Linked DNA regions of Homo sapiens: region 2 is linked to region 1. The links are chromatin contacts, found by Hi-C in ENCODE. All regions are on one chromosome and are shown on one strand. Each heading gives the region's core, a stretch centred on a gene start or an enhancer-like site at or near the end of the contact. The rest is flanking DNA. Distances are from core to core; before and after follow the strand shown.

The links. A loop is a pair of places that touch in the nucleus more often than their neighbours do. Pooled maps may share reads with other maps.
Region 2: a loop to region 1 is called in a map of B cell, with 4 times the contacts of the local background. The contact joins the promoter of PCNX4-DT here to the promoter of SIX4 in region 1. A Hi-C loop is called at or near these places in 3 of 168 maps with a recorded cell type or tissue (B cell, CD8-positive, alpha-beta T cell and prostate gland), 3 of 37 single-sample maps with no recorded cell type and 8 of 50 pooled maps.

What each region holds. Positions count from the first base shown.
Region 1 is chr14:60,721,578-60,728,702 of GRCh38, forward strand. SIX4 (SIX homeobox 4) reads right to left here and starts at 2,774. Exons shown (of 3, transcript NM_017420.5): 1 at 1,635-2,774. The coding sequence starts at 2,497. RefSeq lists silencers at 839-908, 2,187-2,256.
Region 2 is chr14:60,089,241-60,096,365 of GRCh38, forward strand. PCNX4-DT (PCNX4 divergent transcript) reads right to left here and starts at 2,506. Exons shown (of 5, transcript XR_943918.4): 1 at 2,463-2,506. It overlaps PCNX4 (pecanex 4), which reads left to right and starts at 2,683. Exons shown (of 11, transcript NM_001330177.2): 1 at 2,683-3,179. RefSeq lists enhancers at 2,504-2,633, 2,724-2,913, 2,877-3,510, 5,091-5,385, 5,168-5,752 and a silencer at 5,091-5,385.

The DNA.
Region 1 (7,125 bases), core at 1,524-4,023:
AGAGGGGCCTAAACCAGGCAACTGGGCCGGCGGCGGGGTGGGTGTGGAGTTTATGGGGTGGGGCGGGGGGGACGAAGAAGCCAGCAGTGGAGCGTGGGGGAGTCCCAGGGAGCGTGCCCGGCTCGCGAGCGGAGGCGGCGGAGCAGCTGGCCTGCTCGCGGTGCCCCCTTGCCACCCTCTGCCCCGGCCCTGCGGATTCCGTTGGTTTCCGAGCGCGGGATCCGCGGCCTCTAGTGGGCGCAGGGCAGGTGGCTCGGCGTAACCAAAGCGCCTTCTCTGGACCTCTCCGCATATCTGCGGAAGGCGCACGCACATCCCGGTGCACCTTTTGTTTTGGTTACCGCGAGGGCCGGATAGGGCACCAAGCCTCCCTCCCAGCCTTGGGCGAGGAACGCCGGAGCCCGAGCCGTCGGACCCCCACAGGGGCCCAGAAGCGGCAAGGGCGGGCTGAGACCGGCTCTGGAATGCGCTGGTGATCACCTTCACCTGGCGCAGGCGGGCTGGATCCCCGGCTCCCAGTTTGCTTCCCCGAGAAGAACCTTCGAGCTGCTTTTGGATTCTTTCTCTCCTATCCCCGCGGGGCTGGAGACACCAGGTCTTTAGGCGACCTTCTCCTTACTTTGTTTCGTCCAACAAAACACACAGACGCACACACCAAGTGTCTGACTCGGGAGGACGCACAAAAGAGGTGGAAAATCCGGTATTTTTTTTACCAGAGGGGGAAAGCAGTCTGCCAGGCAAAAAGCTCAAACCCAGTGGGGTGGGAGCGCCCCCACTCCTTTGCTGCCGCCCGCCGTAAGCCGGCCTGCCCCCCACCCATAACTACCGTACCAGGAGGGAGCCAAGCAGCGTTCGGGGGCCGAGGGAGGAAGCAGCCCTTCAGCCCTGCTACCCCGGCTGCGCTGAAACCCGATCCTAAGGAGTTCAGAATCAGGTTTCAAAACATGACAGAGCCGAGCTGCACCAGCACCCCACGTTGCCGCGGCCGCTAAGGGAACCATAGGGGCAGGGTGAATGATTAACTCTGTCATATGAAACCTCGACGTTCCGAGACCCCTTCTGCGCCGCCAGTCCCACAACACTCTCTTCCCTTCACCAGAGCAGCCACCGCGACCTCCAGCGCAGGCCCGGGGGGCGGCTGAACCCTGGGGATCCGGGAGCGTGCGCGCGCGCCAGGCCCGGTGTGACCTCGCGGAGGTGCAGACCCCGGCCGGCGCCGGCAGTCTCTGCGGGCCTCGGGCGGCAGGGAGAGCTACGGTGCCGGTGTCCACATTTGCTTCGTTAGCCCCTCCAGAAACGGGGAGAGGGTGGCAACTTCAAAGCCAGCGGGATGGGGGTGGGAAGCTGGGCAGCAGTGACCAGCCGAGGTGGGGGCGGGGACTGAGACCTAGGCGGGCGACCAGAAACTTCTGGGGGGAGAGGGGGAGGGTAAGGAGGGAGGTTCCCCCGCCCCCCGCCTCCGCCGCCCCCTACCTCTGCCGGCCGGGGAGCGAGGTAGGGGGCGGGGAGAGGTGGGCAGCCGGACCAGGCTGGTGGGGAAGGTAAGCGCCATGTTTGCGAGCACTTGGAGGAAAAGAAAGCCGGGAAGGGGGTGGGGGAGAGGAAGGGGGAGGAGGAGGAAAGTTGGCGCTCACCTTTTGGACTGGGTCTCGGAGGGGTTCCTGTCGCGCTGCCGGCGGTTCTTGAACCAGTTGCTGACCTGGGTGAGGGAGAGGCCGGTGATCTTGGCCAGGTGCCGCTTCTCGGCGGGCGAAGGGTAGCGATTCTGCTTGTAGAGCTCCTTGAGCGCGTTGCGCGACTTCTCCTTGAAACAATACACCGTCTCCTCGCCGTCCCAGATGGTGCGGGGCAGGGGGAATTTCCTGCGCAGCCGGTACTTGTCTACGGCTCCCAGCGGCCGGCCGCGGGCTCGCTCGGCCTCGGTGTAGCGCGCCTTGTACCAGAGCTGCTGCAGCAGCGGGTGGTTGGCCGACTCGAAGCTGTGGCTCTCGAGGATGCTGTAGAGCTCGGGGTAGATGCCCTGGTGGAAGGCCACGAGCGCCCGCGCCTTCAGCAGGCTCTCGTTGCCACGTAGCAGGTCGCTCTGGGGCAGGGACCACAGGAACCGGGCCAGGCGGTCCAGGTTGCCCCCCTGCTGCAGTGCCTCGCACACGCAGGCGACGTGGTCGGGCGAGAAGGCCAGCGGGGTCTGCGCGGCGGCGGCGGCGGCGTGGTGGTGCCTGCCCAGAAGTTCCGAGTGGAGTTGTACCTGATCCGCCGCCGCTCCGGCCGCCGCCGCCGCCACTGCCCCTTCCTCTCCGCTCACCCTGGCGGCAGCGGTCGCGGCGTCCCCCGGCTCCAGGGGAAAAGGGGCTGGAGCCGGGGGGCTCAGCCCTACCGCCGCGCCCCCCGCCACTTCTCGGTGCGCCTCCTGCCCTTCCGAGGCGCTTTCCATCCCATTCTCTTGCTTGATGTCCGCCGCACTTGCGATCTGCCCGGTGGGGGAGGAAGAGGACATTTTTTGTTGTTTATTTTCCTCCCTCCCTCACTCCCTCGCACTCTTTTCCTCTTTCTTTCCTCCTCTCTTACTCCTCCTCCTTCGTCTCCCTCCCTCCTCTCCCCCTCCGGAAAGCCCACTCCCTCCCTCCTGGTTTCGGCTGTATCTGGCCGATCAGGTTTCCCCCCGGCCACGCAGTCACCATTAAGATAGCTGTTAGAGCAAAGTAGTGTAAACGGATAGCTGCTTTCTGCCGTTCCCCCAACGTGACTCCTCCGGTTGCTGCATACTATATGGCAGTGGCGGCCGGGCCGGCCCGGCCTAGCCACCTCATTGGCTATTTCGCATTCAGAGGGAGGAGGAGACACAGTTTCTATCCCTGTCGATCACCCGCCTCCCACTCCACCCCTCGCCTTTCCCTCCCCTCCTGACCCCCAGGCACCTATACCTGAAGGAAAACACCGACATTCTTTCCAAGCCACGCTCCTGGGCGGGAAATTACCTAATGTGGCCTGAAAACTGGACAACTCTTTCAAACAGAGGCCCTACAATTCCAGAGGGAATATTAATTGTGTGGCCTTAAGGTCTGGATGGTTAAATTTTTAACAAAGAGACCACCCTCAGCATCTAGATGACAAAACTTCAGAGGACAATTCAGAAGCCCCCCAGTATGTCCCTGTTCCCCATTCTCCCTCTTTTTGGATGTCTTTATCAAGGATTTTGTATTCAAAACGGTCAAAAATAAAATGACACTAGGAAATGTTCTAAGGGGCAAGCATTTACAGTAAATTAAAATTCCAAAGAGGGAAAAATGCTTGAAAACCTTATAATTAGCAGCATAAATAGCACACTGAGAAGACAAAAACAAGAAGCCTTCAAAAAATGTACTTAACCTTAAGCCACGTGGAGGGCTGGCAACCCAACTGAGTTGAACATGGTATAATTAAACATGTAGAATATTAAACCATAAGTTTATCCTGGATGAGTCGTGTGGAAGAGATCTAAGCTTTAAATATGGAAATTTAAGTTTTCTACATGAACTTTTTAATGTAAGTATATGAGTATTTCTTTTTTAACGATGATAGGCTAGAAACACTGAATGTGCGGGTGTCATCCAGATCAGTGCAGGATCAGAAGCCCTTTTCCACAGCATAGACAGATTGCCCTCTGGTTTGATGCTGAAGTGGGGGTAGAGTCTTTTGTTGTTTGCAGTTGTGTCTCTTTCCTTTGTAATTTGCACAAGATCTTAATTCCAAAAGGGATGATCCATTTCTGCTTCTTTGATTACTGTAGGTCAGTTGGGTTTGCCTGCTGCTGCTCTTTCTCAAAATTCAACTTTTTTTCCCCCCGAGATGGAGTCTCGCTCTGTCGCCCAGGCTGGAGTGCAGTGGTGTGATCTCGGCTCACTGCAAGCTCCGCCTCCTGGGTTCACGCCATTCTCCTGCCTCAGCCTCCCGAGTAGCTGGGACTACAGGCGCCCGCCACCACGCCCAGCTAATTTTTTTTTTTTTTTTTTTTTTGTATTTTTTAGTAGAGACGGGGTTTCACCACGTTAGCCAGGATGGTCTCGATCTCCTGACCTCGTGATCCGTCCGCCTCGGCCTCTCAAAATTCAACATTTTAATGACATCATCCTAACCTTTGCTTCAGGGTGGCCTTGTATTGTGTATGCTTCCCAGCTACTCATAGCTGCCTACTTCAGCATATTACAAAGCAGCTGTCTAGGTCACCTGCCGTCATGATAAACTTGGTGAGATTTTCTTTTTTTTTGTAGACAGGCTTTATTTTATTGCTGGTCAATCAAGATGTCATTTGATGTAGGATTTAACTTGTTTTTGCATTACCCTAATGTGTTGACATCGCTGGTAGATTTAAAATTTATAACAACAGAAAAGGCCATATTATTTATTTGCTTATTTATTTATTTATTTATTTATTTATTTTTTGAGATGGAGTCTCACTCTGTTGCCCGGGCTGGAGTGCAGTGGCGTGATCTTGGCTCACTGCAACCTCTGCCTCCCGGGTTCAAGCGATTCTCCTGCCTCAGTCTCCTGAGTAGCTGGCACTACAGGCGCGTGCCACCATGCCCGACTAATTTTTTATATTTTTAGTAGAGATGGGGTTTCATCGTGTTAGCCAGGATGGTCTCGATCTCCTGACCTCGTGATCCGCCCGCCTCGATCTCCCAAAGTGCTGGGATTACAGGCGTGAGCCACCGCGCCCGGCCAAGACCATGTGTTTCTACTCCACTGGAAACATCCAGTTAGGTACCAAGCTTCAGGACAATAACTGAGATTCAGAACTTCCTTGAATTTTTGTTTGCTTGTTTGTTTTTGTTTGAGACAGGGTCTCTCTCTGATGCCCAGGCTGAAGTGCAGTGGCATGATCTCAGCTCACTGCAACCTGCCCCTCCTGGTTTCAAGTGATTCTCCTGCATCAGCCTCCCGAGTAGCTGGGATTACAGGCACCTGCCAACCACACCCAGCTAATTTTTGTATTTTTAGTAGAGATGGGGTTTCACCATGTTGGCCAGGCTGGTCTTAAATTCCTGACCTCAAGTGATCCGCCCACCTCAGTCTCCCAGAGTGCTGGGATTAGAGGCATGAGCCACCACACCTGGCCAAATTTTTTTAAAAATATATTTTTTATTTGGAATGCTTTTCATTTACAGAAAAGTTACCAAAATAGTAGAGTTTCCACTTACCTTTCACCTAGTTCCCTTTAATTTTAACATCTTACATGATAATGCTATATTTATCTAAACAAATTAACATTGGCGCATTTCTATTAACTAACCTCTAGACTTTATTTGGATTTCACCAGTTTTTTTTTTCATTAATGTCTGTTTTCTGTCCTATGATCCAATCCAGGAGACCATGTTGCATTTAATTCCTTGAAATTTTAAAGCACATTTCTCAGAACAAAGTAGACAGGATATGGTGTGGTTTAGTGGAAAGGATGTGGATTTGAGGATCAGATAGCTAGACACAGGTTTAATCCTAGCTCTTCCATTTATTAGCTACTTGACTATAAAAAGTCGACTAAGTTGTTGTGAGGATTAAATGAGATAAGATGTGCCAGAAAGCACCTGGTGAGTAATTAATCCTTGGTAAATGTTTGTTATCTTCTTCCTGATATTGCAAAGTAGGAGACTTTTTAGTTGTATATACCTAGTGAAAATTCCTTTGGCTATGTTTGGAGCCATCCCAAACCAGGTCACAGGAGTCTGCTTCAGAATTATTATCAATCAAATATAGTGCATTGACTTGGAAAACCACTTCTGCATGTCTTCTGTATATTTGCCTCTAGAGCATCAAGTTCAACAGATTATATAGAAGCAACAGTGGCTTTTTATGACATCTGTAGCCTGTAGCTAGCTACATTGCTATTCCATACCTCCAGTAGGACCAGCTGTGAAATCCACACCAAGATCCAGGTTCCTTTAGCCAGTTGACACTCAGAGCTCATTCTGCCAGCAATTCAAAGTAGACTCAAACATGGTCAGTTACATTGGAATGGAATACTAGACCTGAAGGTGTGTAGAGTTTATCCCAGAGCACTGGTTTTGCCAAATGTGTTGTAAAATTGATGAATACTTGCTTCTACTTCCTATGTGTGCCATGCTGTGAACATTGAGTCTGTTGTATTGATATGCTGTCTAAAACTGTGTTGCTCATGGAATACTACACAGCTATAAAAAAGAATGAAATCATGTCCTTTGTAGTAACATGGTTGCTGCTGGAAGCTGTTGTCTTAAGTGAATTAATCCAAAACAGAAAACCAAATACTGCATGTTATTTATAAGTGGGAGCTAGGCTGGGTGCAGTGGCTCATACCTGTAATCCCAGTGCTTTGGGAGGCCAATCTGGGAGGATAGCTTGAGGCTAGGAGTTTGTGAACAGCCTGGGCAACATAATGAGACCCTGTCTCTACAAAAAATAAAAAAAAAATAGCTGGGCATGGTGGTGAGCGTCTGTAGTTACAGCTACCTGGCAGACTGAAGTGGAAGGATTGCTTGTGTCCATGAGTTTGAGGCTGCTGCCTGGATGATAGGGGGGAAAAAAAAGTAGAAGCTAAACATTGGGTACATGTGGACATAAAAATGGGAACAACAGACACTGGGGACTCCAAAAGGGGTGGGAGGGACGAAGGGGATCAAGGGTTGAAAAACTACCTGTTGAGTACTATGTTCACTATTTGGTTGAAGGGTTCAATAGAAGCTTAAACCTCAACATCGTGCAATATATCCATGTAAGAAACCTACACGTGTACCCCCTGAATCTAAAATAAAAATAAAAATCAATCTGTGTTGTGATTTGGGAAAACAGGATTGAGGCTGGGATTGTGTGAGAGTGAAGAGCAAAAAACCAAGCTGCTTGTTCTGTGTCTTTTCCTTCCAGCTTGAAGACAGTGATGAGTGTAGGTAAAAATCTTTGGCCATTTTAGTATATTGAAGAAAATCAGGTGCAGCACAAAATTTTACACTTTGCTTGAATATATTTGATGGTTTTGCCATCAAGAATGGAGATTTCTTCATTCATCAGTGAGTTTGGGCTGGGTGTGGTGGCTCACACCTGTAATCCCAGCACTTTGGGAGGCCCAGGTGAATGGATCGCTTGAGTCCAGGAGTTTGAGACCATCCTGGGTTA
Region 2 (7,125 bases), core at 1,256-3,755, 630 kb before region 1:
GGCCAGTGGTCTCTGGGAACAAGGCAGAGTGAGGGTTTATGGTGTGGGTTTTGCTTTTGTTTTACTTTTTAGCAAGAGAAGTTAACTTGGGTATGAACTGAAAACGGGCATTACCATTACACAATAACACGTATGTCATGATAATGCCTGGCTAAACATCTTCTCTGGCTGAAGCAGCAGTTCCAGATTTTTCACAATTTGTTTCATTTTATGTGAATCAGCAGGGTAGGAAAAAATACACGAATCTTGAAGACATACAGATACGGACTCAACTCCAGATGTCATCACTTATTTTACTTTTCTCAAGCTCAGATTCCTTACATTTGAAATAATAATAAGCTACCTCATAAGGTTAAGATTAAATGAGGTACACAAAGTACTGATTCTATGTATGCTCTAAGTATGTGTTGAATGAATTAAAGAATAAATGTTCCCCTACCTGGAATACCTCTTCTCCCAGCTAACTCTGTTTTTGTTTTTGTTTTGTTTTTTTTTTTTTGAGACAAGATCTCACTCTGTTGTCCAGGCTGGAGTGCAGTGGTGCAATTTCGGCTCACTGCAACAACCTCTTACCTCAGCCTCTGAGTAGCTGGGACCACAGGCGCACACAACCACACCTGGCTAATTTTTTGTATCTTTTGTAGAGACAGGGTTTCACCATGTTGCCTCAAACTCCTAGGCTCAAGCGATCCTCCTACCTCAGCCTCCCAAAGTGCTAGGATTGCAGGCAAGAGCCACCACGCCTGGCCCAGCTGTCCACTCACCCTTTAAAAATGGATTGCAACCATCCTTAATTTCCCCAGAATTATGTGTCCCACTTTGTTTCTGAAGCTCAGCGCATACCTGTTTATCACATACACTGTAATTACTGATGTCCTTGTTGTTCAAGTTATGTCCTTGATGTCCAAGTTATATTTTGGTAAATTCCTTAAGGATCATGTTTTATTTGACTTTATATCTGCAGCAATTAGTGTAGTTCCTGACAAATAGGAACCACTATTCCCTTCACTATTTCAATAAATGTTGAATGAATATTTTATACACAGCTAACCAAAGGGCTTGTACCATATGCCCTACTAATTTTATTCTAAGAAAGCACGATGTTCAAATATATTTGAAAAACAGCAGATATTTCAACAATAAACATGTTAATTCTGCTTGGGTCATATGTAATGCCCATGAGAAGAACAAGCATAAATACAGACTCTCTACATAAAGATAATAGCTCATCCTTACTAAGCACTTAAGCTGTGCCATTTACTCTGCTAAGCAATTTACAATTATTTGATTTAATCCAATGACATAACTCTCTGCGGGTTAAGTTCTATTATTTGCCTTATTTTACAAGATATGGGGAAACTGAGCACTAGAGAAATTACATAACCTCAAGATCTCACAAGTAGTAAGCAGTAGTGCCAGGGTTTCAACCCAGACTTCCTGACTCTGGAGCCTCCACTCTTAATTACATGAAACTCAGACTTCTTGGCGGTAAGTGATGCTTCCGAGATGCTTAATGTGGTACTCTGACCCGCAATGAGTGAGCTTCAATGAGAAAAACTATGGATGGACCAACAGCACGTTTTCCCATATTCTATCAAATCGTGAAGATACCAAACTATGAAAGGGTCTACCTGCAAATTAAGTCCTTGAAGACAAGTATATGTATATCCGGGGTTTTCTTCCACATGCTTTCAACACACTACACTTTTGCTCTGGACACAATATCTTAAAAATAAATAAATAAAGCTTTGGCTTTTAATATGAACACAGTAATTATTTTTCTATTACGACCTGAAAACCTAAATACTTAAATACAAAGTCAGCATTTCCAAGACAGCCAAGAGCCAAGAATTAAAAAAAAAAAAAAATTAAGGCCGCATTTATAGTTTTGAGGAATGGAGATCCAAACAAAACAGTCCACAAGTCATCTTGGACGCTGAAGTGTGCAGAACTGCTAGGGCATCTACCCAATCACATGGGGGAATTGCGGGTACCTTGATACCGACAAGTTAGCTTCAAAGTTCCCTTACCCGAGCCTCTAAATCAGCTGAGACCAATCATTGTTAACGCTCTCCGGGGCCGTCTTGAGGACTCCCAGTTGGCAATCTGGAACGTGTCCAGAACTTGGTGGGGCGGGGGGGGGATCATATTTCGTGGAGAATGGGGGAGGTGAGCCCTGGGTATAGGGATAACTTTTTAACTAGCGTTAATTGGGGTCTTTGCGGCCAGGCTGTAAAGATTCCCGCCACACTAATATGAATCAGCCATGGCCTTTTAATTGGAACGCCGGAACTCTGCCTTGTTTTATTAATATCTTAATAACACGTTTCTATAATGGACATGTTGGTTCCTTGTATTTTAAAACGCAGCCACAAACTGAGGCGATAGCGATCACGTTATGCAGTCCCCAATCGTCCAAGCCGAATAGGCTGCATGAAGTATCACTCAAAAACATTCATTACCGTCGGTGTGTTGAGTGGTAACGCCAGTGTGCGAATTCATTAATGGAAATCACGGGACCCCGAGCGGTTGGAGATCTGCCACACCCCTCTGCCTGCGTTAAGACAGCCTGACCCGACCTCTGGTAAATTAATGCGCAAAATGGCGGTTGCACGTCTGTTTCCCCACCCCGGCGCACAATCCTGAGGAAGGACGTCACGTCACCAGGGCAACGACGCTCTTGCGTAAAGGCCCGGCCCAAGGGAACGTTCAGGGCGTCTCGGCTTTCCCCGCTGCTGCTTCTGCTAGGCCCAGTGCGAGACCAGAGCACGAGCGACTCCCGTCGTCCCCGGCCAGGCAGATGTTGGCCTAGTCCTGGCGCGAACGAAGCGCGCTATTTCCCTGCTTCCTCTAGGCCAAGCCTGCTTTACGGCAGGGCCCGCCTCGGGAGCGAGCACAGACCGGGGCAGCGAGGCCAGCCAGGCGCCGACGAGGTCCCCGAACGCGCACGCGCTCCGTTCAGCTCCGGGTGGCGGCCGCCGGAGTAGACGTTAGCCATGGAAACCGAGAGCTGGCCCGGGCGGGGCCGCGGTGAGCTCGTTATTCGGCCGCCGCAGCTTTTCTGCCTCCGCATTCGGGCACTAACCAACCTCCCGGCGGGAGCGCCCAGCCCGAGTTTACCTGCAAAAATGCGGTCCCTGGGATGCCTTCGCGTCTTCTCTTCCCTCGGGTGACTTGAGGTACGTTCGTTGTCCGACGTCCACCTCGGGACTTCTTCGGCATCTTAATGTCCAAGCCTGTGCGGAGAGCCAAGTTGTTCTAGGGGCTTTCATTGCCACAAGAAACATATTTTTCGTTTTTCGTTGCAAAACCTTTAAGTGCAATTATTGCGCTTAATGAACTCAGTCATTAGAGATAGTAATTCAGTGTGATTTTAACTTTCCTTTGAAAGACTACTTTAGCCTGTTGAATTGTAGCATTTTGTTTCTAAGAGACTCGTACGAAATGGAATATGGCACACCCACCCGGAGCTGTGTCCGTTAGGTAGAACTGTACTCTCGCAATATCTCCAACTAAACCTCTTTTGTCCGAATTGTTCAACTCATGGCCCCCTGAACGTGAAGCGCTCCTTCCCCACTGATCTCGACCTCTGTCCCCACAACCTCTTGTCTCTCCAGGACCAGAATTTACTCCAGTGAATCGGAAGTTGTTTTCCATGCCGCTGAATTGGTTATCTGCTCTGTATCCATCATTTTTCACTTACTCATTTTTTACTATTTTTAGGTGTTTGTTTTCTTCATTAAATCATTCCTGCAGTTAGGGCAAAGACTGCCCTTCATGTTATTTGGTATCCACCGCCACTCACGCCAAATCCCCAGACCTTTAGCATAGCATCCAGTTCAGATGTTGCCTTTTCACGAATTTAACTGTTTGTAGCATCTGTTGGCTGCTCCTAAATTTCCTACTTAAAGAGCTGCCTTCTAATTATTAACTGCTGTGGAAAATACCAATCAGGGAAGCTTTTTCTTTTTTAAGAGCTTTATTGAGATGTAATTTACATTCAATACAATTCACCCATTTATAGAATTGTGCAACCCTTACCACAGTCAAGTTTGGAACATTTTCATCACCCCAAAAAGAAACCTTTTACCCTCAGCAGTCACCACCTCCCTCCCCCCATTATCCTTACCCCACCAGCCATAAGCAATTACTAATCTGTTTTCTGTCCCCATAAATTTGCTTATTTTGGACATTTCACATAGACGGGAAAATACAATATGTGGCCTTTTGTAACGGGCTTTCACTTAGTGTGTTTTCAAGGTTCAGCCATGTTGTAGAATGTATGAGTACTTCATTCCTTTTTATAGTCTAATTTCATTGTGTGGATATATCACATTTATCCATTCATTGATGGACATTTGGGTTGTTTTCATTTTTTGGCTGTTAGTAATATTTCTTCTATGAATCTTTTGTGTACAGATTTTTGTGTAGACATATATGTTTTTATCTCTGTTGGGTGTATACCTGAGAGTAGAATTACTGGGTTATATGGTAACTCTATGTTTAGCCTTTTGAGGAACTGCTAGACTGTTTCCCAAAGGAGCTGTATCATTTTACATAACCACCAGATATGTTTGAGGGTTCTGATTTCTCCACAGTCTCATGAATACTTATTATTGTCTGCCATTTTTATTTTAGCCAGTCAAGGAGGTTTGAAATGGTACCTCATTATGGTTTCAGTTTGTGTTTTTCTAATGAGTAATGATGTTGAGTATCATTTTATATTTTCTGTGCTTATTAACCATTTGTATATCATCTTTGGAGAAATGTCTGTTCATATCCTTTGCTCATTTTTTAAAGATTGGATTATTTGATTTCTCATTATTGAATTGTAAGAGTTCTTTATATAGTCTAGCTATAAGTCATATATATATATGATTTGCACAAATTTTCTTCCATTCTATAGGTTGTTCTCACTTTCATGATGGTGAGAACCTTGTTTTTTAAACAGTTTCTCACTTGTCTTGTGAAAGGGTACTGGATACCAACCCCCTCATGCTGGCTTAGCCATCAAAAGCGTCCCATTTTTACACTTTGTAGATTCCTCTTGGACCCACTTTTCTCCAAAGAACCCTATTCCCCCAAGTTATCCTTCCAGTTCTCTAGCATCAAAACAAAATTCGCTTTCATTTGGCAGTTGTTAGTCCAAACTGCACCATTTTGTAAGTCCCCCAGCATTTTGCAGACCTTGGTCAAAGTGACACATTCCAGGCGAGTTTGGGCTGTGAGAAACATCCTGCCTAACCACCTGACCACAACACACAAGAACATCCTTATCATACCCTGCTAAGCAAAGGCCCAACTGAAGGAACGTCCCTATCATACCCTGCAACTGGAACAAAGGGCCAAACCACCTGATCATAGGAACATCTTAATATCCTGCCGGGCAGCAAACCAGACAGCCCAGACCCCTCCTGCCCATACCTATAAGTCCCCAGCCTGTGAACGGCAGTGGGCTCTGGCATTAAGCTGCACCCCCCACCTCTGCAGGTTTTTGCAATATACTTGTGTTGCTGTAGAGCCCCCCCCCACCCCCATCTTTCTTTAACTCCCACCTTCCCTTTAAAAAAAACCTAACAGCAATAGCATGGTATGATTCAAAAACTCATTTTGCCACTAACTGACATTGTATCTTGGTTAAGTCACTTAATATCACTGGTTCTCAGGTTTTTTTGTAAAATAAATTAATTTATTTCTAGTAATTCATGTGAGTAGCAGACTTCATTCACCTGATACTTGATTTTAAAAGAAAAGTTTTTCAACCCAGGGAATTTATAGTGGGTGTCAGTCGAGAAAAATGATGGGACAAGTCTCAATCATTTTAGGAGATTTATTTGCCAAAGTTAAGGACGTGCCCGGGAGGCAAGTCTATGTCTTTCTTCGAAGATGATTTTGAGGTCTCCAAATTTAAAGGGGAAAGGGCAGGATGTTGAGAAGTACACAATTGTCATGTAAGAGGTGGGTAGGGGCAAATAGTTATTTATGCCTTTGGCTCAGTGAATCTGCATTTTTTACATAAGATGACATAAAAGGGGCAGAGGAAAATATTAGGGGAATCTGCATTTTACATAAGATAACAGACAAAATGGGGTAGGGGAACAATCAGATTTGCATTTATGTCTGGTGGGCCAGGGGTAACTGCACCTGTAAGCTGTCAATTGACATTGCCAGGATGAAATTTTAGCTCACTGGGAATTTCCCTGTGGGCAAAATATAGGGGAGGTGTGTAGCTTTTCATCTTGTAGCCATCCTATTTAGAAACCAAAAGGGGGGAGACAGGTTTGCATGACCCAGTTCCCAGCTTGACTTCTTCCCTTTGGCTAAATGAGTTTGGGGTCCCAAAATTTAATTTCCTTTCACATTTCCCTTCTTTTTTCTGTAAAATCTTTTGGAGAAAGCATTTTAAAAGGAAGACGAGTTCCTGGCCTCAGGTTGGTTTTTCCTCCCTTTTTTGAGCTGCTTTCTTATTGCTAGGATGGTTTATTCCTAGAAGTTCAGGTCCCCAGTCTCTAGGAAGGCTCATTTCTAAGAGGTCATGTCCCATGAAGGTTAAAAAAAAAAAATAGGAAGAGGAAAGAAGTAAAAAAGGAAAGGAAAAAAAAAGAAAAAATATATAGGGACCTAGGCCAGATTTATAGCAACAAAAGGAAATCACACCTGGAAGCTGGGTCAGGCTATATTACTGCCTTCTCAATTAGAGCAATTCTCTAGGGAATCATTACCCTAGCCCTTTCAGTTCATTGACATATTTGCAGGCACATAACCATAACAACACTGTAAGCAGAAACAGGACACAACACAAACTATTATTCCTAATATAAGCAATAAGCTTCTGTCACCAAGTTTCCCAGGATCCAAACCCACCACTCAACTGATTGATTAACGAAGGTTTTGGGTGTGACAGATATCTGGGTTTTCATATCAGTCATAAGTCAGATTATGTTCTTCAATTCATCTGGAATATAAACACAACATTCCATTTTTATGATGGTGCAGGTCCTCCCTTGTGCTGCCGTGAGTCTATGTAAAGCCATACGGTTTTGCAGCACAGCTTTCCTCATAAGCATGACTTCCTTGTTTAGCAAGGAAATACTCATGCAGCTATCATTCAGGACCTTTTGGGAG